2 separate regions of the Mus musculus genome follow, and region 2 is linked to region 1. Evidence: chromatin loops called from intact Hi-C (ENCODE). Cell type or tissue: heart. All regions are shown on one strand.

What was found. Peaks named below come from ENCODE experiments on the same cell type or tissue, not always from the same donor. Only the 100,000 strongest peaks of a DNase experiment are listed, where the experiment ranks them.
Region 2: a loop joins it to region 1, with 5 times the contacts of the local background. A loop is called at or near these places in 2 of 42 quality-filtered maps.

What each region holds. Positions count from the first base shown.
Region 1 is chr16:84,771,597-84,779,596 of GRCm38, reverse strand. Jam2 (junction adhesion molecule 2) reads right to left here and starts at 5,474. Exons shown (of 10, transcript NM_023844.5): 1 at 5,044-5,474. The coding sequence starts at 5,110. In heart, CTCF peaks have their summits at 3,023, 5,168 and 6,942; DNase peaks (open chromatin) are centred at 4,566, 5,306, 5,966, 7,926 and 1 weaker place; H3K4me3 peaks cover 2,466 bases; H3K27ac peaks cover 830 bases.
Region 2 is chr16:84,876,132-84,884,131 of GRCm38, reverse strand. No RefSeq gene overlaps it. Among named protein-coding and RNA genes, the nearest start is that of Gabpa, 45 kb to the right of the region's middle. In heart, a CTCF peak has its summit at 4,747; a DNase peak (open chromatin) is centred at 4,721.

The sequences.
Region 1 (8,000 bases):
AGGGGCAGCTGCACTGTGAGCCAGCTTGTCAGAAAAGAGGAGATAAAGAGATTTAGGGAGTGGCGATTACAGGGCAAGATCCCACCCTGCTTAGTGTTTTTGTTTATGCTTACAAAGGCAAACAGATTACTGAGTTCAAGGTCATCCTGGGATGGAGGGAGTTTAGGTCCAGGCCCAGGCATGGTAGGAATGGTAATTTGGGGGTACAGGGTCCCACCCAGCTATATTATTGTCTGTGCTTGGGCTTGCTGTCTCTTTATTAGAATCAAGGGGCTGGGGTCAGGGTGTGCTGATTCATGAGCTAATCAAAAGGGAACCTGGGGTAATGACTGAATTGATATGCAAATAAAAGACTGGGCTTTGGTCTGCAAGTTATGAGCTACTTCGGAATTACAAAAAAAAAGTTGTTTAGAGCAGAGAGCTGTCTGGAGCTCTCCAGAGAAAGCCAAATATAGAGAGAGCTATCTGGAAAGCTGTCTCAAGGAGAACATAGGCCATCAGCTTGTAACCCACAATTTGACTTTGAGTCATCTGTTTCTCCACTCCCAGACATCCCTTCCTAAGAATGCTGCTCCAAGCCAAGGCTGGCTGGTCCTTGGCAGGCTTCATTCCTCACGCACAGGTGAAAGGATAAATGCGAGTTCTTGGCCAATGACAGCTCACCTTTTCTGTCTTAGGCCGGAGCTTTTGGTTGAGCCGTTTTGAGATGCAGTCTCTGACATAGTCCTTAAACAGTTGTCAGCTCCGCCAACAAAGTCTCCTTTGTGACCTTTATGCTCTTCAGATAACCGAGACTGCACCAACTCACATAATTCCCTTCAGCTAACTGACTGTGATGTTCGTCCTTGACAACATTCACAGAAGGCAGACATTTCTAGTCAGTGGTCCCCTCTGGAGTCTATGATGCCGTGAAGGACCCAGACCTTTCTTTCCTACCACATCTGTGATTACTTTATGAGAGATTACAGACTCAGGCCAAGCAGCTGGCTAGGGATCCAATCCACATCTGAAAACCCAGCTGCAACTGGTCTATTAAGTGGCCAGAAGTGCTCTCTGAGAGATCGAAATACTCACGAGAGCCCCATTCTCAGTACCAAACACTCATTCCTCATGTTTTTTTTTAAATAACAGCCTATCACTTTACAGAAATGTGACGCTCCATCCACTCAGCCTAAAGTTGATGCTTAGTGATTTACAGGATTCTTCTCATCACTTCATGCTGTCCACCATGTCTGTATCCAATGTCATCCCCACTCCATTCTATAGTCTGAATGTTAACGTCTCCTGAAGTCATAGGTAGAAACCAGATTACCAATATGATCAATATGATAGATGGCATTAGGACATGGGAATGTTTGAAAGGGATTGGGTCATAAAGGGAGCCCTTGCAAAGGACATTAGAGCCCTTATACAATAGGTCAGAGCTGCCCTGCCCTTTCTACCACATGAGGATGACATGAGGATTCATCTATGAACCAGACACTGGGCCTTCATCAGACATTGGACATGCTTCTGTCTTGATTGTGAACTTTCAGCATCTATAACTGTAAAAGAAAAAAATCTTTAAAAAATAAACTACCTAGTTTATGATATTTTGTCATGGCAGGCTGCATGGACTCAGAAGTCATCTGATATACACTAGATATACATTCACATCTACTAGATATACACTAGTTATACACTAGATGTACACTCACATCTACTAGATATACACTAGATATACACTCACATCTACTAGAACAAAGACTGGGTGCTTTGTTCAGTCACAGGGGAATAAGAACGGCAGTGAAAGATCAAAAAAGTTCTGCCTCACTGGAGAAGGAAACTGTTTATAGCTTGGATGAGTATTCTCCAAAGACCTATGTGTTAAAGGCCTGTGGTGCTATTGGGAAATGGTGGCACCTTTAAGAGGTGAAGCTACCTGGGTGTTCTACCACGTACCATTGTCAGTGTGCTCTTGGGGGGGGGGGGGGAATAGGTAATGTTATTCCTTCCTCTCTTTGGGTCCCTTGTTGGGGCCAGAACTGTCTTCCTCATGTTCCCTACGTGCTGTGTCAATATAGCTACAAAAGCAAAAGCCAGGCAGAGATTGAAATCTCTGGAAGTGGGAGGCAAAACAAACCTTTGCTCTTTCTAATATGATCACCCTGGATACTTTGTTACAGTAGCTGATAGGGGACCAATACATCAACTAAATACAAAAGTAGATGCCCATAGTTCAATAACTCATGTTAAACACACACACACACACACACACAAAATAACAAAAAATTTCCTAGACTACTTTCTGTGAGCGACATTAGAAACTGGCAGATGTAGGAAGAATGTGGTAAGTAAGATATTATAAGTACACATGGTTGGGTTGGGACAAAGCAGCAGTGTAGCTGTATCTGAGAGGAATATTAAAAGTACGAGGATGCAATTTCAGCATAAGGAATGCTCTAGTTCTTTAATAAATAAAAAATACGAGTCTATCATCAACTAAATACATATTAGTTATATATTTATTAATAAGCCCAGGCTGATATTAAAATAAGTGATTAAATAAGATCCTAAAACAAGTGTGTAAGTAAGTTTGAGAAGACATATTTCCGGTGCATACAAGCCCGAAATAATCTATGAAGAAATTTGACCCTGGAGAAAATGAAATACATTCCTATGTGTGTGTATATGTGCTCTGTGTATGTGCGCAAGCTTATACATGTGTGTTTATGTCATGTAAGTCCTCATTTCTAGCCCTTGCTTCCTACCTCTGAGACTGACTGTCGCCCTCATTCCTTGATAATTTTTGGAGATATTCTCACCATAATCCAGGCTGTCCTTGAATCCTTTGTGGCCTTGAATGGTCTGTCTGCCTCCTGCCCGCCTGCTGAGATTATAGTCATGTATCACCAACCAACCCAGCCTCTGTCCGTTAGTGTGAGCTGAAAATATCGACATTTCTTTAAAACAGTATAGTGTGGAATTGAGGATAGCACAGTAGGGAGCCCTTGCAGCAAGCTGACACACACTGCCTCCACCAGGCCAAGAAGGTTAAAAGCATAGTGACAGGTCATGTCCCCTGGATTAGGAGAGGATGAAAATGTCTTTCCTTTCTCTTCCTTCTTCCTCCAAAAACCCTATGACATCATTTAACCACAAATGAAGCATCTGAGATATACCAGTTGAAGGAAATTTAACAGCGTAATTAACCAGCACCTGTCAAGGTCATAAAAAACAAGGGGTGTCTGAAATACTGCCACAGCCAAGAGGAGCATAAAGGAAGAAGACCGTTAATCCAAATGTGGTATCCCGGGACAGAAAAGGACATTCCATAAGAATGAGGAAGATCTAAGCAGAGTATCCCATGTGACACTATATAATAATAAGACTGTAATGGTGGTAACTGGGTATAGAGTATATGGGAACTATCTATGCTAATGTCCCCTTTCTTTACAGCTGAATTGTTTTTGAAAGTTTTAAATGTGTTAAAAGGGAAGAAAACACGCTTGAAATGCCAGACCTTCTGGCACTGAGGGAACAGTATGAGAAAGGTCCCGTGCTGCTTCCCAACTTCTTCCTTACAGGTATCAGAGTTAGTGGAGCCTGCCGATAACCTAGATATGGAAGAACTCATTCTACACATTCAGTATTAGCCTTCGCTGGCTTCTGGATTGACTACGCTGGAATGACAAACGGCATCTATTGTTTCTATTTTGATGACAGAATGGGAATAACAGAGAAAAACTATTTTATTTTTAAATGACTCCTGTTAAAGTGAGACTTAAAAGCTCAGAGGAACACAGAACTTTTCACCTTAACTTTTTGTTTTTTTAGTTACGCTACCTCCAGATTCCAGCTTCGTCGCTGATTTTCATACTCAGTACATTACCTCTCAAACCCTAAGTGTTCCGTTTGATACCAGCTGATATTTCAGCATGCATAAAGATTTCATTGCGAATGTCAACTTCCTGGCTTGATATATACCTCCCCCTGAGTCAGCAGGCACCCTGTTCGGGTTCTGAGCGGCAAATCGTTTTGTGAGCCCCCATCACTTTGGTCTGAGAAAAAGCCTCAGCGTTAGTGTTAAGACGTTCGTCGGGCAGAATAATTGAACTACTATTAAGTACTGTGACTAGAACTTGAACCTCAACAATAACACATTTACCCCTCCCTAGTGAAGAAACCAACAGAACAAAAGATAACAGGGAGGGGGAGGGTGTTTATCATCATCATCAACAACAACAACAACAACAACAACAAGGACTTCCTCACTTAAAAATAGATAGTAATTTCCTACCTTTTCCTAAAAAGTTAACGCGAAGAAAACAAAAATCAAATTTCAAATCACATTAGGCCAGCACCCGCGCAAATCCTCTTTCAAAGTACCCAGAGAAACTAAACTGGCTTTGGGACGCCTCCGCAGCTATGCCAGCTGCCAGCTCGCTCATTCATCGCCTGCGCCTTTCTAACAATCCTAACAGCCAGTCCCGCTGGCTGGACATCCCCTGAGGACACGGCAGCTGGCTGGAGCGGACAGACTTCTCTAAGCCGGTTTTGCAGGCGTAAAGGCGAAAAGCTACTGGGGCTCAGCTAATTTCACCCCGCTACCGCCTCTAAAGTGCTTTACCCAGCACCTTGCCCGGGGCAGCTGGGACCGTAACCACTGATCCCTCAGCCGCAGCTACTTAAGAGTGGCCTTCGCCAACCCCGGATGCCATCTTTCTTGGGCTCTTCGCATCTTGAATACTTAGAGAGTTTTGCATTCTGATCACGTCCCGGTGTCTTTGAAAACTTCCTCGGACTTTGCAAGGAGATGAGGATCGTCTGTTTTCTTCAATTCTTAACTGCCCAGATCCAACACTATTTACAAGACGCACAGGACTTCAGTCTCCCTGCCCAGAGCCTGCCCTCATCCAGATTACCCTCCGTGCTCCCAGACTGCAAAGCCTGGCGCCCCGAGACAGACCCCCTAGCACTGAGCGCCATGCCTGCAGGCGAGGGTCCCGGAGGCTGGTATAGCCAGACCGGAGGGTGGAAAGGACTGTTACCCCAGAGACTTACAGTCCAGGGCGACGATCAAGTAGTGTAGCAGCAGCAGCATCAGGAGGCCTTGGGGGCTCCTCGCCATCTACGCGGGCGCCAGCTGGCTGCCTAGCTGAGGGTCCCCCTGCAGGAGCGCGACAGGCGGCTGGGTCTCCCAGCACTTCGCCCGGCGGCGGAGCAGAGGAGGTCCCTGAGAGGTGGAAGCAGAGGGGCGGGTCCTGTCCCGATGTCAGTCTCTCCGGTCTGGGGTGTCTCCAGCGACTGTCGTGGGGGCAGGTCTTCTGGCCCTAGGACGTGGTGTCTGGGACAGTCCTTCTTTTGAAGGGTGGAAGAGGGTTGAGGGGAGGGCGTGGACGCGGGACGCGGTGTCCGCAGGGTCCTAAGCGAGTGGCGGCAGAGGACTAGCCTCTTGAGGGAGAACCCTGCAGGTCGGCCCCCCGCCCCCAGACTGATCCGCTTTGTGTCTAGTCCCGCGCTAGGCTGCCAGCTGTCCCCAGGGCGAGGAGCTGGGGGCAGGAGGAGCGCAGCCGGGTGGGATGGGCAGGGTGTGTGTGTGTTGGGAGCGGTAGTGGCTCGGTCTGTCTCGCCATGTCTCTCCTCTTGGCGCAAAAAAACTTCCTTTTCAGTGTTTTGCCTAGCGTGGGAGATATTTTTTGGAAAATTTCTATCTAGCGGACAAAACCGCTGGCGAAGCGCTCTTAAAGTATAGGGGCATGAGCTCAGCCCCTGCCTCTAGAAAGGGGGGGTGGGGAGGGGCGGAGGGGGCGGGGGACAAAGGCATCACTCAAGTTGCAAGTCAGGTCCCAGATTTTATCATCAGGCTTAGCCTCTTCTGGCTTCAAGTCCGTCCTCCCCGTCCCCCCAACCCCTTAGAGAGTTAAGGTGTGTTCTGGGCTCTTGGCTTCTTAGTTGTCATCTGGAAGTTCATCTAACGGTGTGAAATATTTATCTTGTTTCTTCCCCGTTATGTAACTGCCGCCTGTGGAGTTTTCCACATGTTAAAACTCTACAGCTGCCCTTTTGTCAGGTTTATTTTTGGTCTCATGTGCTTTTAAAAGGGAAATCCATTATGAATGCTCCAGTGCGTGCTTTAAAATTGACCCGCACTTCGGAAGCGTGCACTTGCAAAGGCGATTTTCACATTTCCTCTCCAGAACTGATGGCTGGGGCATTCAAGAAAATTGACCCGTCTGTGTAAAGGCCGTTGTCAGGTGAAGACATTTTTTAAAATCGTTTTAAATAAAGCTAAATAATAAATAATTATGTGTAGAGGATGGCTGATTTAGTGGTGGACCACTTACAAAGAATTGAGCCAGCCTTGCGGACAAAGGCTTAAGATATACTTAGATATGCAGAGCTGTGAGGAATGAGGCATCCCCACTGTTGCCTGGGCAACAGTGATGAAAGCTTTGGCCCTCATGGGGAAGGGGAGGGGACAGAAGACCCCTGAGGGCAAGAAAAGCAAAGTTAAAAAAAAAAAAAAAAAAAAAGGCAAAAATGGAGCTGGTAGCCCAAACTCACAAACAGTAAGGGAGTAAGGGTGTCATCTAACTTAAGACTTAAGGCAAAAAAAAAAAAAAAAAAAAAAAAAGACTTAAGGCCTGTGCTCAGAGACAGGTTAAGTCAATTGTCCTTGACAATCCAATTAAAAGAGTCAAATTAGTCGTGAAAACTGAGAAGAGAAAGGGAGAGATATTGATTGATTGATTGATTGATTCGATATAGCCACATTGTAGAGTTCCAGTGAACCCCAAGTCTGTCTTTGGGGCCCTGAAGTGAGATAAAATACAGAGCCAAGGATCCACACATCCATGCAGCCCACATCTAAGCCATTGTCTGGTCTTCAGTCTCGTCCTATAGGGTGGTAAGACAGGTTCTTAGAACCACGGGAATTGTGAGTGGCCCCTCTAGATGGCGCCTCCCCCTTCTCTCGGATGAGATGCCTTGGGGAAATATCCATTGCCTTGGCATTGTTTGCTTCAGTGGTTCTGATGTTGAGAGTGAGAGACGCATGTGCCTCTTTAGAGACTGTTTAATCTGTTTTCTTAGATTAATCTGTCATTTTGTTGTTGGTGTTTTATGGGTCTGGGGTCACTCAGAGATTCACCATGACCATAAATAAATTTTAATAGAAAGAGGGTGTTTTTTGTTTTTGTTTATTTGTTTGCCAAAACAGCATCTGAGAGTGATCCCAAGACACAGCCTCTAGACAAAGCAGCCTAAGGCATACAAAGGCAAACCCCACACGATTATACCTATAGGCAGCGTCTAATTTAACATATATGTTTTGTATTGGTCCTAGTCATATTTTTTGAGCAGAGTAATCAAGTTTGATTACGAAGGCAGAAATTGAAGTTGACCTACTACTTGCTAGAACAGCAAATTTTATACGACCAGTCTCTTTAAGATTAATCTTTAATGTCTGGGAGAAGTGGGCTTGTAGGGTAGAGCCTGTACAAGCTAAGGCCTTGCATGTTAGAGGCATTTTTTTTCTTTTTTTGGTCTCTCAAGCATAGTAAATATAAACTTTAAATGTAATGTCAACCATCATAGTTGCTGTTGGTTATTTGAGACAAGCTCTCTCTATATATAGCTCTGGCTGTCCTGGAACTCACTCTGTAGACCAGGCTGACCTCGAACTCATAGAGATCTGCTTCCCTCTGTTTCCTTGTACCACCACAGCGGACCCAAAATTTTAATACATTTTTACAAGACGAAGTTGTTATAGTCCTTCTCCCTCATCTTTGCTATAACTCTGTCTTTTTTGCTCTTCCTTAAAAAAAAAATCATGAAAAAAAAAAAGACAGAGAGCTTATTCTGTGACATTCTATTTAGTCATTGACTCATTCATTAACAAGCTGGCCAAGGCATCTGTCCAATGGCTACAGTGTATCTCCAGGGAGAGCACTGAGTAAGACCAAGCTTTGCTCTTAATAAACTCACAGTCTCCAGGAGTGAGACAGTTCCATTTGTAA
Region 2 (8,000 bases), 100 kb before region 1:
CATCCCCAGAACAAGTTTTTTTGTTATTGTTGTATTTTTTAACTGCTGTGTCTTTGTGTATCATACTGACTTTACTGCGCCCAATCAATACCACACAGGAGTCCCAGCTTTCCTCCATCCCTCCTGGAATGGGTGTCATCCGTCTTGAGTCTCAGCCGTTAGTGTTGTGCAGTGGGATGGGGCTTGTGCTCTAGTTCATGTCTCTGATGAAGAATAAAGATAAACATCTTCCTGGGTAGATATTAGGATAGATGTTTCTTATATCTTTCTGGTTGGAATGTTTGCTTAGATCTGCTTATTTTAAATTGAATTTATGTGTTCTTTGTCTACTCTAGAAACATTTTTTTTTTGCCATAAAAGCACGCTATAGGACATTCTTCAAACTGTTCCTAACCTTTTCATGGCATGTGTTATACATTTTGATAAAATCCAATTTATGTCGTCTTGATTTGCTTCAGTTGACTTGTAGTCTAGGAAGTGTTTACCTCCACTTCAAAGTCATTTTAGAAGTTTTAGTTTGCAGAGATTTAGATGTTTAAATTTTGTATTTCTATGGGTGATTCTGGGTTACTTTTCATAGATGCTGGAACTAGGGTCATCTCAACGTTCTAGAACCACATTTTAAAAAAATTAAGGGGATTTCTTTATTTGTATCCTTTCCATTTCCAACTCCTTCCAGGTCCCCCGCAACCATCCCTCTCTAATTAATGAACTTCTCTATGCTTCACACACACCGTCAAGCACACGCACACGTACATGCACATGCACACACTCAAAACAGTGTGCACACAAGGTGCACACACACACAGCTGAGTCCAGTTAGTGTTGCTTTTATTTGCACATTTTTAGGACTGACCACTTAAGATTGGGTTCTCATCCCTGTAAAAAAGAGCTGGTCTAGAGCCACTATTTAAAAGTAACTGGCCAGAGCAGATACGAGGAAAGGACAATGAAGCGCATGTATGAAAATGCCATAATGAAAATAAATTAATGAAAACCAATTATTTTGAATCTAAACAAATTACTCACATAGACAAAGGATCCACTTTTGGTTTCTTCATGTTATTCCACTGATTGTTCCTTTAGGGCCACACTATCTTAATAAGAGTAGATTATAAGTCAGAAAATCAATTTGTGTTTTTTTTCTTTTTCCAAACAATCCTGATTTTTCTGGGTTTGTTGCTTTTGTTGTCTGTTTTTTACATAAAAATCATTTTTTTTCAACAATAAGCCCAGGAGATTTTGACTAGGAATGCATTATGCTTGAATCTGACCCAAAGGCTCCTGTGTTAAAAAAAAAATCAAACAGCAGTTATTTGGAAATAACTGGCTCCTGAGGGTTCTGACTCCATCAACGGATCAATTTACTGATGGAGTCACAACCTGATGACATTATTGGGAAGTGGTGGGGACTTAGGAAGCAGGCCTGACTGGAGACAGCAAGTCACAAGGACATGCCTGTGCAAAGCGACTTGTCTGTCTCTGCTTCCTGGATGTTAGGAGCAGAACACTTGGCTCAGGTACACTCTTGCTGCCATGATGTTCTGCCTCACAGCAAGCCCACAGTCACAGGGCACTCTCACTGTGAACTGAACCCTCTGGGATTGTGACCACCACCACCACCACCACCACCACCACCACCACCTCCACCAGCAGCAGTAGCAGCAGCAGCAGCAGCAGCAGCAGCAGCAACAGCAATAGCAACAACAACAACATCACCACCAACAAAAAAAACCTACTTCTCAGGCTGGTGAGATGGCTCAGTGGGTAAGAGCACCCGACTGCTCTTCCAAAGGTCCAGAGTTCAAATCCCAGCAACCACATGGTGGCTCACAACCATCTGTAACAAGATCTGGCGCCCTCTTCTGGAGTGTCTGAAGACAGCTACAGTATACTTACATATAATAATAAATAAATAAATCTAAAAAAAAAAAAAAAAAAAAAAAAAAAAAAAAAAAAACCTACTTCTCTCATTTCAAGACGTACTCTCGGGTGTTTGTCACTGACCCAACAGAACAAACTACCTTGAAAAGACTGTGATACGAACAGGAGCGAATCTTTCAACACAGGGACGTGGCATCTTATTTTTGGAGTCTGTCATGTGTTGTAGTAGGACTTTGTGGTTTTCAATACACAGAGAGACTGCACACATTTTAGTCAGTTTACCTCATGCAATTCATATGTTGGCCGCTATCTTCATTTCATTTCCTCATTTTTGGTAACTAACGTATGAAATAGAGTTAGCTTCTGTTACTGACTTTTTCCTATCCTCTGCAGAATTTATGTCATTACTATTAGCCAGATACAATATATAAACAAGAAAAAGAAAATTATGCAAAGAATTAGAAAGGTCTTTAGCTCATTAATTTTAAAGTTGATCTTTTGGTGGGGGATGGAATAGTCTATAAATATTAATGTGAAATAAATTGAGGTTATTTGAATTTTTCAACGGATGACACAAGGGATAATGGTTCATGACATCTCAAATTCTCTGGTCCTACTGCTCTCCACATCTTCTCTGTTAAATATCCCAGCTGCCCAGGATTGAACTCCTAAAAATGTAAAAGACTTCATCTCACCCAACGATGCTCATTTTTGGTCGAGTATTAAGGGTCTCCTCCTGGAGTGAGCTCTGTACTTTGCCTCAGCAATACAGTGGCAAAAAGGCGCAGGTGAGCCAGCCGAGGGCATGAAAGACGGAGAGCTGGCCCTGCCCACTGCTGACTGCAGTATTGGGCGAGCTAGCCGGGACAATGCTAGAGAGCTTAATCTGGTGGTAGTAGAGCTGCCAGGTTAACGGTTAACTCAGCTACCACTCAGGTCCAGATCCAGGGCTTTGAGTTGGCCCACCTCAACATCTACCTCATTATGAACTGCTGGAGCGTATGAAAGGACCAGTCCTGAAGATTCAAAGCTTCAAGATCTCCATGGCACAGGGCAACAAAAGGATAACAGAGAGGAGATCCAGTATTGATGGCCAGATGCCGCATGGCAACGGACATTCCCAAGTGAAGATGTGCGGAAAAGAGGTGGTGTTCTGAGGAATGCACTGTGACAAACTACAGTCACTGTGCAGAGTTTTGGGTTTCTCCAGGCAAATCTCGACTCTCTTAGGAGTTTTGCTATAGTTTATTGTTTAGATTTGTTCTCAGTTGACATCTGTTGTTGGCACGTGGATTGCTCTTCATGTAGAAACTTTTTTTCTTTTTTTTAATTTTTATTTTTATTTTGTGTGTCTTGGTGTTTTGCCTGCATGTATGTCTGTGTGAGGACGTCAGAGCACCTGGAACAGGAGCTACACACATTTGTGAACTTCTGTGTGGATGCTAGGAATTGAGCCCAGGTCCTATGGAAGAGCAGCCAGCCAGTGCTCTTAGCCACTGAGCCATCTCTCCAGCCCTCTTTGTTGTTGTTGTTGCTGTTGTTTTGTCTTTTTAATTCAGTGTTTGGGTAACTTTATTTAAGGCCATTTCTCAACTCATTTTTTTCCGGATCTTCTGGAGATACAGGATTTCATCACCCTCTTGGTTCCTTGTCTTCGTGGAACAGGTCTCTGGTCACAGGTGGGCAAGGAGTTGGTGGGAATTGACAGACAGACTCGACACAAGGGAGTGTGGATCTGAATGTAATTTGTCAAATTTAGCAACAAACTTTATATACAGAAGAAAATAGGGAAGTTGGGTGACACACTGGCAAGGTACAAAGAGGTTACTGGATTCTTACACAAAACAGAGGAATGTAAACATGGAAGAACTGGCAGGAACCAACTGGGGTAAAATTCAATGTTAACAACTGGGATCAAAAACAGCCCCACCTAAGGCCCACTTAATCTTAGAAGTCAGGGGCAAGGACTTCGTGCCCTTGCCATAGTTCCTACTCTAGTGTATTGTATAGTCCACCTTCCCCCTAGGCCATTGTAAATACTTGTGTATGGGTGTAGCTCAGCTATCTATGGTTCTAAGTATCTACTCTGGTTCCTCTTTAGATCACAAACTTCCTTCTTCCTAGATAATGGTAAATTTCTGTGTAGGGCAGTGACTTAGCTATCCATGCCCAAGGTCAGATCAAGGACTACCTAGAATCTAACTTAGCTATATGTCAAAATATCAATCCTTAGGAGCACTTATAATAAAGCAATATTAAGGGAAAGCACACAGATCCGTTTACCAACTAAAGCAAGGACATTGGAGCATTCTTTATACAGGATGCCACGATTCCAGGAGACTAAGTTTCCATGAACTTTTCGCCTCGGGACAGCGCCCAGGTTTTCGGGGCCTGTCACGCTTGTCACTACTGGAGTGGATGTAGCATTTCATCCTAACGACTGTCTGTGAATGAATACTGGCATATACTGTTTTCCCCTCCTCTTGTGCACAGTGATGTTTACTCCATGTCTTAGGGAATTTATTCATATAATTTATCAGCTCTCCTCCTCCCCTCCCTCCCTCCTTCCCTTCCTCTCCCTTTGAGAAGGATATTCCCTTCAATTTTCTCTTCATCCAGGCTGATCTACTACTCACTATATAGTTATGCTGAAAATGTTTCGTTTTCTTTGAGACCGCTCTCCTGTTTTTGAGTTACTTGATGAACATTTTGCCACTTTCCTTTCTTTGCATAACACATCTTCAAACATTCCAGACATTGGCTGGCAAGCTCTCTAAGGCTGTGTTGGCTTTTGCCCACCTATCCAGAGGGTCTGACTTGTTTCAAACGGCACCCTGCCGACCTCACAGGAGGTACTGCAATTCAGCATTCAGACACTAGGGGTCGTATGGCCACAGGCTCTTGCTGAAGCATCTCTTTGCCCTTAGATCTGCTGTGTGAGAAACTTGTGTCAAACAGGAGCCCCAAGCAGAAATCCTGAATGACATATGCAGGCTAGAGGAGCCACACCAGGCTTTCCTTCTACGGTGAATTAACACTGGCCATTGGCTTTTCTGGATCGGTTTATGCCAGGATTGGCAAATTCCTATCTTCCTCAGCCTAGCTCGAGACACGCCAGGGTTCAAATCTACTTGTTGTATTTTTGTCTTGGAATGTCCCTATACCTTTCCTTTTTTTTTTTTTTTTTTTTTTTTTTTTGCATCTTTAGTCAGTCATTGACACATTTTCAGAAGAAAGAGTATCCCCTAAAGTGATGTTAGTGTCCATATGAGGGAGGGTCTGTGAATTCCGGATCAAAGGCCCTAAGGGTCTTAAAACTTGGTTTTAATGATGAGAATATTTTATGGTGTTTAGAATGTTTCAAGCGACATTGATATGTATCAGAAAACCTAGCTATGTTCTCTGGTGAATAAATGATGCGTTACAACCCCATGTCCAGTGGGACAATGACATAGAAAATGCACATAAACAAACTACTAGGTACTGTAGTAAGTGTGTTATGGTGGTTTTAAAAATGTGTGTGTGTGTGTGTGTGTGTGTGTGTGTGTGTATGTAGGCATACAATTGTCACATGACCCACATATGGAAGTCAGAGAACAACTGGCAGGAATCAGTTCTCGCCTTCCAACAAGTTGGTCCTGTGAATCTCACACAGCCTTGGTGGTAATTACCTTACACACTGAACCATCTCACCTGTTCTTTTCTCTTTTTTCTTTCTTTTCTTTTCTTTCATGTTGAAAACTGGGACACTTATCCACAAATCCAGTCTTCTCGCCTTTCCAAGAGCAAACGGTTTTGTTAAACCTCTTAAAGGCAGGTACAGAAATCCAGTCATGAGAACTCTCTGGTGGTGTGTTTTCCAGTCCTACTAGATGGAGTTCTCACTGGTGGGCCTTGGTGATAAAACCAGACAGGAATCTTAATTCTATATAGCAATTGCTTATGAGGGGAAATGAATCTCTCCCCTAGGAAGAAATTCTTTTTCTTAAAACCTTCCTGATTTTAGATTACTGGTGTCTCAACTCAGATACAGTACCTCTGACCTTCCCTTTAAACCACACCCTGCGAGAGCTCATGGAGGCAGTAGTCATGTCCTATCCAGAACACGGGATTGACAAAGGGCATGGCAGTGCATGCCTTCAGCCATGGCACTGGGGAGATGGAGGCTGGAGGATCTCTGTACCTTGGAGTCCAGCCTTGTCTGCATAATGTGATCTAGGATGTCCACGGGTGCTCAGTGACACTATGCCTCAAGAGTCAAACAGAGCCGGGCAGTGGTAGCGCACGCCTTTAATCCCAGCACTCGGGAGGCAGAGGCAGGCGGATTTCTGAGTTCGAGGCCAGCCTGGTCTACAAAGTGAGATCCAGGACAGCCAGAGCTATACTGAGAAACCCTGTCTCGAAAAACCAAAAAAAAAAAAAAAAAAAGAGTCAAACAGGATGAAGTACTCTTCCCCCCTGTTCCTGCTTTTATGGTTTTTATCTGCATCCTCTTATATGATATTCTCTGAGCATTGGTGGGGGTGAGGGGCTGATTAAAGGGTCCTATTTAGGGTACAGCTTGCTACAATACTGATCTGCCTGGCAAGATGTGATAACTGGTATAGTGCTAGTATCAAAAATAGGGTAACTCTATTTTTGCTGGATTTGATATTTGTTCCACAGGAAAGAATTTCAGATCTGGAACTAAAACACTCATCACGAATCCATGGCTTGGGAAACCCTGGGTCTTAGGTTGGAACCTATTGTTATTTTGCTAAGTGGTCACATTCCCTTGAGCCTTTACAGCTCATTTCAATATTTCAGCGACTGATCAGAAATACGGTCAGCCTTCCATCTCTACAAGGTCCAGACCAGCAGCTTCAACCAACTGTGTATAAAAATTGTTTGAAAAATTACATCTGGCCAATCATGACATACCAATCATGACATAAACGCCGATAATATCAGTACTTGGGAGGTGGGGGCCCAAGGGTCGGGAGTTCAAGGCCACCTGCAGCTATGCAATGACTATAAAACCAATCCTGGGCTACAGAGAATGTTCAAAACAACAACAAAAAATGTTTTATCTGATAGTTGTTGTGGATTTCGTCTAATGCTTATATTATGTTAATTGGGTTCCCAAAATTGCACAAGATGATGAGGGTCCCTGCCCCCAGTTGGTTCTGATTGGTGAATAAAGTGGCCGGCAGCCAATGGCTGAGCGGTGAGACAGAGGCAGGACTTTAGGATTCGTGGGCAAGGGGACCTACAGAAGGATTGAGAACTGCCACGACAGGAAAGAAGAAGGACGAGGCCTAAGAAGTGCAGAAGAGAGAGCAGGGAAAAAAAGCCCCAGTCCCTACCCCCACCCATTGGGTCTAGGACAGTAAGTGTAACTCAGGGATATTGGGAAGTGTAGCCATGTGGAGTTCTGGGAGTGACCCAGCCATTGAGCTGTTAAGGCACATTAAACAGTGTGTGTGTGTGTGTGTGTGTGTGTGTGTGTGTGTGTTTGTGTCTGTGTGTCTGTGTGTGTGTCTGTGTGTGTCTTTCATTCAGGAACCCAAAACATTGGGGCGAGTATCGAGAAACACGCCCCTGCCTAGTCGATTTGAGAGGTTAATTGACAACTGCTAACAGTTAGTGACCAAAAACAAACCATTTTCCTGTCACTACCCCTAAATGGCACCGTTAAACAATCATTTACAGAGTGCTCACAACGTTCTATGTATTAGTCTAGAGGCGACCTAGGGAGTTTGTGCTTGTGTTATATGCAAATTCTTGCCCTATGAGTGTTGCGCACCCTCAAAGTCCGGTGCCTGTGTCTGGAGTCATTCCCCATGGACAGCAGAGGACAGTCGTCTGGAGGGTTGCTACAAGACTATCCAAGATGCAGGTGTCTTTGGCACAAACCCCTCCTCAGGCTTCTCTCTTGGGCCACTGAGCCTCATCAGCAGGGTCCTCCAGCCTCTTGACAGGGACGTACATGCTGAACACAGTGCTCATGCTCTGGCAGAATTCCAAATGAATGCTGTTTCCATGGGGAGCACCGTCGTCAACTCTCGGATTCCAAGGCTGTGTTGTGTGTTGCCTCCATGCCTAGAATTCCCTTCAACTTCACCCAGACCCTTCTT